2 separate regions of the Mus musculus genome follow, and region 2 is linked to region 1. Evidence: chromatin loops called from intact Hi-C (ENCODE). Cell type or tissue: left cerebral cortex. All regions are shown on one strand. Each heading gives the region's core, and the rest is flanking DNA. Links, peaks and the distances in the headings are about the cores only. Region 1 has its middle 3.0 kb from the start of Gm5878. Region 2 holds the start of Emx1 (empty spiracles homeobox 1).

What was found. Hi-C counts contacts between places; a loop is a spot of excess contacts. Peaks named below come from ENCODE experiments on the same cell type or tissue, not always from the same donor. Only the 100,000 strongest peaks of a DNase experiment are listed, where the experiment ranks them.
Region 2: a loop joins it to region 1, with 13 times the contacts of the local background. A loop is called at or near these places in 4 of 42 quality-filtered maps.

What each region holds. Positions count from the first base shown.
Region 1 is chr6:85,126,413-85,131,784 of GRCm38, forward strand. No RefSeq gene overlaps it. Among named protein-coding and RNA genes, the nearest start is that of Gm5878, 3.0 kb to the left of the region's middle. In left cerebral cortex, for the core only: no CTCF peak of the experiment used is centred there; no DNase peak of the experiment used is centred there.
Region 2 is chr6:85,182,886-85,188,257 of GRCm38, forward strand. Emx1 (empty spiracles homeobox 1) reads left to right here and starts at 5,046. Exons shown (of 3, transcript NM_010131.2): 1 at 5,046-5,372. The coding sequence starts at 5,058. In left cerebral cortex, for the core only: no CTCF peak of the experiment used is centred there; DNase peaks (open chromatin) are centred at 3,126, 3,310, 4,584 and 5,042; H3K4me3 peaks cover 2,186 bases; H3K27ac peaks cover 704 bases.

The DNA of each region.
Region 1 (5,372 bases), core at 86-5,085:
TCAACCACTCTTCTAGTGTGAACCGTAGTTGATCCCCTCCCTTCGTCCTGGGATGTCTCAGTTCTTAGAGAACTTGGATCCAAGTTTAGGAAGGCTGTTTGGAGTCCAGCCTAGATTCTCCAGAGAATCTGGTCGGCGTTCACCTAACCTAAGGGTGCCTGCTACTCCACCTTTTGCCTCTGGAATCCCATTCTGAAGCTGAGGTGCTGTTCCTGAAATTTCGCGTTTAATGGATATTTAGGGGAACACTGCTTCAAACAGGATGTGCATTCTTTTCCCAGGGGCCAGGTTTGCACTGGGAAGGAGCCACAGAACCTAGCTCTCCACAGCGCTCCCTCAGCATTTCATGGTGCTCCAATGCAGCAGGTCTGCCAGGTCCCCTCTCCTCCCGCTGCAATAGTCGATGACAAGGCCAAAATAGGGTCTTTGGGTCACTGTTTCCTAAATTGGAGCTGTCCTTGTTGTACACGTGGCTCTTAAGAGGACAGGCCAGTGGTCCATGGCTGGCAGAGGCAACCTGGCCTCTTGGACATGCGACCTGGGAACAAACAGGTCGACCCTCCTGCTACCTAGAACTGTAGGGCATTTCCCCAATCTGCTCAGGTTTCTTTTGCAGGCATTAAGGGGAGAAAAGGGCTGTTGACAGTAGAACTTATACTCTGCAAATTTTCTACCCCAACCTTCCAGGGTGCTGGGGCTAAGAGGGCTCTGAGTTAGGGGGTCCTGACCCAGTAAGTCCTTGTTCGCCCATGACAGGGAGGAGACATAGAAGAATTCTGCTTTCTAGTCGCTGTCCCGTAAGTGATTCCGACTAACCAGAGCACATCCCGGAGTGCTCACTTCAGAGCTGGGCCCCCTGAACCCTGAAGGGCAGTGGAGTCTACATCCTTTACAACTCTGAGGACTCCAGGCCAGGTCCTGGCAGCAGCCCGTGGGAATGCTGGGAGCCTTGAACCCTCAGAGCTCTGGGAGCCCTAGCAGGTACAAAGATGGTTCAAGTCTAATTTTCCATTCAACTGCTCTGAAGAGTCCCCACCTACCCCCAACCCCCACCCGGCAAGCAGGTGCCATTCTGGGGACCCTTGGGCGAGGTAGGGAAGAGGTGGCAAGAGGAGGCTGAAAGGGGACCACACCTTCCAGCCCTTCTCATTCTGGACTACCTAGGGCTGGCCCCTGGGCTTCCCACTTTCTACCTGATCAGCACTCTGTGCCCTGTCTCTGGATGTCTGCTGCCCCTGTGAAACTTTCCCCACTCCCGAACCCTGTAGCTGTCTCTGACTGTCTCCTTTTACTTACTGCTGCCTCTGACCACATGAGGATGAATCCTCTCTTTTCCTTGGCTACATCCTGCGTGGTGGGGGCTAGGTCACTAAAGTGGCAGAGGTGGGAATCAGAAGAAGGTCTCCTTGGAGCAAGGTCTGGGCAGAAACGGAGTTTCCATTAAGTAAAACTGTCTAGGCTTAAGCTCTGGGGACAACCAAGTGTTGGGCTCTATGGGGGAGACAGAACAGGCCCCCTTGCTGGTCTGTGTGCTCTGAGTCCCACAGGTCATCCTCAGGCTCCTCCTTCTCCCCTCGTGTCTAGCCCGGGCAGTAGCTAAGAACCCCTTAAAGGAGGCGATCAGCTGGGAAGCCGGACTGTCTCCTCCTTCTCCCCTCGTGTCTAGCCCGGGCAGTAGCTAAGAACCCCTTAAAGGAGGCAATCAGCTGGGAAGCCGGACTGTCTCCACCATCCCAGTCTCGCATCTAAAGAACCTGCTCGGCTCCTGACTGCTCCTAGGCAGCTCTCCACCCATGCGCCTTCCTCCCTATTCCTCTCCAGAATTCCCTAGACCCCTCCTGTCAGGCTGCAGGCATTGATACCTGCCTGGTTTCCTGACCTCTGCTCCCCTTAGGGCCTCCTCTTCCTAGCTACTCCCCTGCAGCAGCTGGAGAAGTAGCCAAGGCTTCCATCCCTTACTGGATTCTGCATGGAAGTTCTGACCTTCACCCAGTTCTCTCTTCCTGCCCTCCACCCTGCTCTGCCCTCGCCCCCACAGCATGCACACCTCTCCTTCTACCACCATCCTTTACCAAAATACCCCCCACCCCACCCCCGCCACACACACACCTTTCACCTTCAGCCTGCTGCCCACTTTATCATCCTGTGGTTTCCCTTCCCATCCAAACTGTTGGGCTCTGCAGGAGAGGGAGGCCCATCACACACAGTAAGAGCTCCTACACTCCACACATCTGCCTGGCTGTGCCAGCTCATCCCACATCTGTCCAGCCTTTTCCCTCGATTTCTTCAGAGATCCTGGCACCTACTCTGCTGATCCAACCTGAACCATCTGGACCATTCTGTCTGTTTCTCTCCCCTCAGTCTCTGAGATGGCATGGACCAAATGCAGACTCTGTGTACTGGACCATGAGACTTGATCAAGCACCTTGACACACTCTCTCTCTCTCTCTCTCTCTCTCTCTCTCTCTCTCTCCCTCTCCCTCCCTTTCTCTCTCTCTCTCCCCCAAGTTTTCGTCTCCCCATTTCTTCATTTCTTCTCCAGCCAAACTCCCCTTCATGTCTCCCACTCTTTCAGAGATTTCCCTGTGATGTTTCCCTCTGTCGCTTGACTTTTCTTCTTGATCACCCACCATCATTTTTTCTCCTTGAAACAAGCAAGATCTCACTCCAGAGACCTGGAACTCACAGGCTGCCCCCAAACTCAAAATAAATCTCCTGCCTCTGTCTCCAGGTAACTGGGATTTTAAGTATGTGTGGCCAAACCAGCTGACCCTCCAACTTTCTGAATAATTTAGTCTCTGGCCAATTCTACCACTTCCTCTCTCCCCACATCCTCACAGTCAGACTTCTACCCAATCCCAGCAGAAAAGTGGTTTACAAACCTCTCAAACTTTCATGAGCATATTCTTGCAAGGGCAATATGTGTTTAAGAAAATGACAGGCTGGAGAGATGGCTCAGCAGTAAAGAGCACTGACTGCTCTTCCAGAGGTCCTGAGTTCAAGTCCCAGCAACCACATGGTGGCTCACAACCACCCATAATGAGAGATCTGATGCCCTCTTCTAGAGTGTCTGAAGACAGCTACAGTGTACTTACATATAATAAATAAATAAATCTTTTTAGAAAAAGAAAATGACAGGCATAGCTTCTTGGAGTTATTGTAATACTAAGTGGGTTACAGTCTCCACATGGTAACCTCTGGGCAGTGCTCAGTACATAGTAAACCTTCAATAAATGCTAGCTGCTTTCTAGGACTATCTTCTCTAATGTGGAATCCAGTAGTCACATATACTAATTAGGTGAATTTGGTGGCCAAAATTGAAATGTTCTGAAAATGAAAATATGTACCATACTTGAACACACAGCCAAGAAGTCCATCAATGTAAAATAATATACATCATATTGGGCGATGTATATTAAACAGTAATTTTGAAATATAAAATATCTCAATATTTTCTATATTAGTTGTGCATTAAAATGAACATATCTGGTTAAGTGAAATTTACTAAGTTTTTTTCCTGTTTTCTTTTCAACCTTTTTTGTTGTTGTTGGGGTAGGATCTTATGCAGCCCTGGCTAGTCTGGAACTCAGAGGTTCATCTGCCTCTTCTACCACATCCAGCTCTGTTTTCTTTTTAAATATTCAATTCAGCTTTTATAACACTTAAAGTTCTGTGTGTCATATTACATTTCTAGAGAACGGAGTTGCTACGGAGAATAGATTTTAAAATAAAAAGTAAAGAAACTTGGGAGAAGGGAAAATGAATTTACATTATTTATTTTTATTTTATGAGGCAAGTTCTCATGAATTCCATATTAGCCTTACTAATGTAGTAAAGGATGGCCTTGAGCTACACTCTGTCAAGCGAACTGTGTTCCCAGTCCCAACCAGGAAAGTCTTAGAGCAGATCTGTAGATCCCTGCAGTTAGTTATATGGGTTCCCTTAAAAAAATTAGAAGAGGAAGAGGAAGAGGAGGAAGTGGAAGAGGAAGAAGAGGAGGAAGAGGAGGAAGAGCTAGATGACCCACACATGTAATCTCAGCATCCAGCAGGCTGGGGCAAGATAATCTCAACTTCAAGTCCAGTCTCAGAAGGAAAGGAGACTCACTTGTACTTGTACAGTTTTATAACATTCTTCCTTAAACTTTTCTATCAATCAAAAGCATAGTTGACTCTCATTAAATATTCACTACTGGAATTTTTATTCTTTATAAAGTTTCATTGAACTATTTGTGTGTGCATTGTGGGATGGCACCCCTGCATGTGTCTGTGCCTCTGCCTCTGTGTGTGTGTGTGTGTGTGTGTTGAGGATGGAACCCAAGGCCTTATGCATGCTAGGTTAAGTATTCTACAACTGAGCTGTACTGCTGCCTCTTACTCAGGCCCCTAGCTATATCATATTGCACGTCCATCTTTTCTATGTAAATTTCCAGAAGTGTATTTTCAGTCATAGTTGTCTTAGGACTCTGCAGCCTCAAACACTTGCAAGTGCCCTGTCTTTCAAAAATCCTTAGAAATCCCCTTCCCTCGTCTTCCAAAAGGGCCCGAGTGTGAGTCCACTGCCCTGAGTGCGGCTCCTTCATGGTGTCCATCACAGTAGATGTCCATCACTGTGTCCTTTTCCTTAGTCTAATTCTCTTTTCAGCCCACTCAGTCATTCTACTATCATCTTATCTACCTTGTAGTCACCCATGTTTGAATGTGCACACCAGTACTGCATTTGTGTGGAGGCCAGAGGTCAGTCTTGGATGCCTTTCTCAGTTACTCTTCACTGTATTGTGTGTGTGTGTGTGTGTGTGTGTGTGTGTGTGTGTGTGTGTGTATGTTTGATCTCTGTGTAACAGTCCTGGCTGTCCTAGAAGTTGCTCTGTACAGCAGGCTGTCCTCAAACTCACAGAGGTCTCTTTGCCTCTATTGGAATCAAAGGTGTGCACCACCATGCCTGAACTGTAGTTTGTTTTGTTTTATTTAAGACATAGCCTTACTCTGTAAGCCTCGCTGGTCTGGAATTTGCTCTGCAGACAAAGCTTCAAACTCACTGAGATCTGTCTGGCCCCTGACTTTCAAGTGCTGGAGTGAGGCCTTGCCATCACTTTATTGTTTGATTCAGGGTCTTTCTGAACTTAGTGTTCACTGATTTTTCTAGACTGGTTTGGCCAGCAAACCCTGGGGACCTTCCTATCTCTATTTCCCTAGTTTTGATCGTTTTCAATGTCAATTTGCCACAATGAAAAAAAAATCCCTTGAGAGCCTCAATTCAGAAATCCTCTAAACAAGGTTGAGCTCTCTGTGGGAATTGTCTTGACTGTTAAGTGTTGGAGAAATCTCTGTGGGCACAGATGGCTGGAGGTGACTAGGGGGGCCCTGGGGCCT
Region 2 (5,372 bases), core at 283-5,282, 57 kb after region 1:
CTTAACCTAGCATGCATAAGGCCTTGGGTTCCATCCTCAACACACACACACACACACACACACAGAGGCAGAGGCACAGACACTTGGACGGGTGTGATCCCACAATGTACACACAAACAGTTCAGTCCTGTGAAACTTTATAAAGAATAAAAATGTCCAATAGTGAATATTTAATGAGAGCCAAATATGCTTTAGATTGGAAAAGTTTGATGAAGCATGTTATAAAACTGTACAAGTGAGTCCCCTGTTGCTCTGAGACTGGACTTGAGATTATTTGGCCTCAGCCTCCTGGGTGCTGAGATTACCTGTGTGGGTCATCTAGCTTCTCTCCCTCCTCCTCCTCCTCTCCCTCCTCCTCCTCCTCCTCTTCTTCCTCCTCCTCTAATTTTTTTTAAAGGGAATCCATATAACTAACTGCAGGGATCTACAGATCTGCTCTAAGACTTTCCTGGTTGGGGCTGGGAACACAGCTCACTTGACAGAGTGTAGCTCAAGGCCATCCTTTACTACATTAGTAAGACCAGTTGGGAATTCATGAAAACTGTCTCAAAAAAACCAATAAAATAAATACATATTTTAAATCCATTTTGCCTTCTCCCAAATTTCTTTTCTTTTTCTTTTTAAATCTATTTTTGTAGCAACTCTGTTCAATAGAAAAAAAAATATGATACACAGAATTTTAAGTGTTATAGAAACCGTATTAAGGAGTTAAAAAGAAAACAGGGTTGGGTGTGGTAGCAGGGGCAGATGAACCTCTGTGAGTTCCAGACTAGCCAGGGCTGATAAGATCTTGTCCCGACCACAACAAAAAAACTGGAAACGAAAACAGAAAAAAATCTTAATAAAATTTCATTTAACCAGATATATTCTTTACGATGTACAACTAATATAAAAAATTAATAAAATCTGTACATTTTAAAATTACTGACTGTACAGTACTCAACCATCCAATATGATGTCCACTGTTTTACATTAATGGACTTCTTACATGTGTGCTCAAGCATGCTACATGTTTACATTTTCAGAACATTTCAATTAGGGCCACCAACATTTATCCACCTAATTAGTATATGTGGCTCCTGGCTTCCACCCTGGAGAAGACAGTTCTAGAAAGCAGCTAGCGTTTATTGAGGGTTTACTCTGCGCTGAGTACTGGCCAGAGGTTACCATGTGGAGACTGTAACCCATTTAGTTTCACAATCACTCCAAGAGGCTGTGCCTGTCATTGTCTTAAGCAAGTATCCCTCTTACAAGGAAGTGCTCATGAAAGTTCCGGAGGTTTGCAAACCACTTTTCTGCTGGGATTGGGTAGAAGTGACTGTGAGGATGTGGGAAGAGAGGCAGTGAGAGAACTTGCCAGAGACTAAAGAATTCAGAAAGTTGTAGGGTCAGCTGGGTGTGATGACACATTCTTAAAATCCCAGTTCCTGGAAAGAGAAAGGCAGGAGATTCACTTTGAATTTTGGGGCAGCCTGGTTTAAATAGTGAGTTCAAGGTCTCTGGAGTAAGACCTTACCTGTTTCAGAAAGAAAAAATGATGGTGGGTGATTAAGAAGAAAAGTCAAGAGACAGAGGGAAACATGATAGAAAAATATTTTGAAGGGTGGGAGACATGAACAGGAAGTCAGTTGGAGAAGAAATGAAGAAATGAAAACTAGAAGAGAGAGGGGACAGGTGAGGATACTACATGGAGTTTCGCTCATAGCCAAGGCTCTGATGGAGAAATTACCTGGCCTGGCTAGATACTGCACAACCACCTGAAGCTAAAGGGAAGTCTTGAAGATGCTCCCTTAGTGCATCCCAACAAAGAGGGTAGCTGCTTCCCAGGTGGTTTTTCTCCAGGGCTTCTATGGAATGGGTGTTGTCCCTGGGCAGTATCTGTTATTGATTGAATTTCTGCAGAATTCCCATAGAACCTTTGTCACTTACAAGCTATGCACTGGAGGCAGGATGCTTGAACAAGTCTCATGGTCCAGTACACAGAGTCTGCATTTGGTCCATGCCATCTCAGAGACTGAGGAGAGAGAAACAGACAGAATGGTCCAGATGGTTCAGGTTGGATCAGCAGAGTAGGTGCCAGGATCTCTGAAGAAATCGAGGGAAAAGGCTGGACAGATGTGGGATGAGCTGGCACAGCCAGGCAGATGTGTGGAGTGTAGGAGCTCTTACTGTGTGTGATGGGCCTCCCTCTCCTGCAGAGCCCAACAGTTTGGATGGGAAGGGAGACCACAGGATGATAAAGTGGGCAGCAGGCTGAAGGTGAAAGGTGTGTGTGTGGCGGGGGTGGGGTGGGGGGTATTTTGGTAAAGGATGGTGGTAGAAGGAGAGGTGTGCATGCTGTGGGGGCGAGGGCAGAGCAGGGTGGAGGGCAGGAAGAGAGAACTGGGTGAAGGTCAGAACTTCCATGCAGAATCCAGTAAGGGATGGAAGCCTTGGCTACTTCTCCAGCTGCTGCAGGGGAGTAGCTAGGAAGAGGAGGCCCTAAGGGGAGCAGAGGTCAGGAAACCAGGCAGGTATCAATGCCTGCAGCCTGACAGGAGGGGATTAGGGAATTCTGGAGAGGAATAGGGAGGAAGGCGCGTGGGTGGAGGACTGCCTAGGAGCAGTGATGAGCCGAGCAGGTTCTTTAGATGCGAGACTGGGATGGTGGAGACAGTGCAGCTTCCCAGCTGATCGCCTCCTTTAAGGGGTTCTTAGCTACTGCCCGGGCTAGACACGAGGGGAGAAGGAGGAGCCTGAGGATGACCTGTGGGACTCAGAGCACACAGACCAGAAAGGGGGCCTGTTCTGTCTCCCCCATAGAGCCCAACACTTGGTTGTCCCCAGAGCTTAAGCCTAGACAGTTTTACTCAATGGAAACTCCGTTTCTGCCCAGACCTTGCTCCAAGGAGACCTTCTTCTGATGCCCACCTCTGCCACTTTAGTGATCAACACCCCCACCCCGCCCTGCCATCCAGTATGTGGCAAAGGAAAAGAGGGAAAGATTGATCCTTATGTGGACAGAGGAAGCAGGAGTTGAAAAGGGACGATCTGAGTCAGGTATCGGGTTGGGGGAGTTGGCAAAGCATCATAAGAAGTTGCAGAGATCCGGAGAAGGCAGGGTGAGACAGGGTGAGTAGCGCGAATCTGGTAAAGAGTGGGAAACCCAAGTATCTGGTCCTGGGTCACCCAGGACGGGAAGGGCTGCAAGGTGCGGTCCTCTTTCAGCCCCCTCTCGCCGCCTCCTCCCCATCTCGCCCACGGGGGTCGGAATGGTACAGGCTTGCGGGGGCTTTTCGGAGCAGTGGAGTGGAAAATAGACTTTAACCCGCTTTGTAGCAGCGAGGGCGCCCCGAGCGCTTCTCCAGACCAAGGCTCCGGGCATTTCGGCGGGCCGCTGCAAGACCTGGCCTGGAGTCCCCATAGTTGTAGGGGGTGTAGACCCCACTGCCCTTCGGGGTTCTGGAGGCCCAGCTAGGAGGTAAGCGTTTGGGTTTTGCTGTGGCCAGTTGGACTCACCAGGGCAGCGTCAAAAAAGGAAAATTATCTTCGCCCTCCTCCTCTCCCGCCATATGCGACCAAGGACTGACTGGGTCTGGACCTCCTAACCAAGAGACCCCTTAGGCCACAGTACCCTGGAAGGTTGGGGTAGATAGATTACAGAGTACAGGTTCTAATGGTCAACCGCCTTCTTGCCCTCCGGACTTAGTGCCTGCATTGGAAACTAACTTGAGCAGATTGGGACACTGGCCCGCGGTCGCAGGTCGCAGGTCACACGTCCAAGAAGCTAGGATGCCACTCCCCTCCCCCCAAGGACCACTGGCCTGTCCTCTGGAGAACCACGCGAACAGCAAGGCCAGCTCCAATTTAGAATGCAGTGACCCAAAGACCCCATTTTGGCCTTGTCGTCCAATACTGACGCCCAAGGAAAGGAAATCACTCTGAGCTTAAGCCCCGTGGTCCAGTGGGAGATGGTCGCAGCGCGAGGGAGGGAGGGGGAAGGCTGGCAAAACCGCTGCATTGGAACCCTTGCGAACTGCCGCGGGAGAGCTGCGGAGTGATGGGTTATGTCGCTCCTCCCCGGACAGTGCGAACCTGGCCCCTGAGAAAAGAATGCATATCCTGTTTGAAGCACTGTTCCCCAAATCCATAAAAATGTGAAATTTCAGAAACATAACCGCAGCTTCAGAAAACAGCTCCGGAGGCTGATGGTGGGTGAGGGGAGAGCTCTCTTAGGTTAGGCGAACGTAGACCAGGTTCTCTGGAGAATCTAGGCTGGACCCCAAACACCCATCCTAAGCTTGTATCCAAGTTCTCTAAGAACTGAAACGACATCCCAGGGCGAAGGGAGGGGGTTCAACTGAGGTACGTGCTTGAAGAGGGTTTGGTATATTTCCTCAAGCCCAGGCTTTGTAGATGTCCCCCTCAGAGCAGAGTGTGGCGGAGGCTAAAGGACCAAGTCAGAAAATCAAGATGCAGAGTGGAGGGTAGGAGGAGGACACTAGATCAAGCACCAATGCTCCAGTCCGGCTTTTGCCTCCGACTGGGGACCGTATTCCCCCACCCGCCATCCATCGCCCCGCCCCGCCCCGCCCCCCACCTTGGGGCAGGTGAGCGGTGGCCAATGGGGGAGCGCGGGGCAGGTGCCCGCTAACTCTCTCCTCGCAGAGCTGCAGCCCAGGCCTGGCCCGGCAGAGCTAGAAAGATCACGGGCGGTGGTCGGTCACAGCTTGATTAGTAAGGGAGAGATCCAGGAGGACCGCTGAAGCGGCTCTCAGTAGCACAGGCAGCCCGCGCCCGGGCGTTTGAGAGGAGCTGCCTGCTGGGCCGCGGGGACCACGCTCCAGGCGGTGCGCAGTGGCCCAACTCGGTGTTAGGGCTCTCGCACGCCCCTCGCCGCCCCGCTCCTGGCTGGTCCGCAAGGGCCGAGCGCGGGCGGGTGGGCGGGCGGGGGAGGTGAAGGGTGCGGGCGTGAGTGCATGTGCCAGGCTTGGTGCACACCCCGCACGGCGGCAGCGCCGGGGCACCGAGCGTTCCCCAGAGCCCCGCTACCTCACTCCGCTTCGGCGGCCGCGACGATGTTCCAGCCCGCGGCTAAGCGGGGTTTCACCATAGAGTCCTTGGTGGCCAAGGATGGTGGCACCGGCGGGAGTCCTGGCAGCGGGGGCGCGGGCTCCCATCCACTGGCTGTGGCCGCATCAGAGGAACCGCTCAGGCCCACGGCGCTCAACTATCCTCACCCCAGTGCGGCCGAGACGGCCTTCGTGAGTGGCTTCCCTGCCGCTGCCGCTGCGGGCGCCGGCCGCTCGCTCTATGGAGGGCCGGAGCTGGTGTTCCCAGAGGCCATGAACCACCCGGCTCTGACGGTGCACCCGGCACACCAGCTGGGCTCC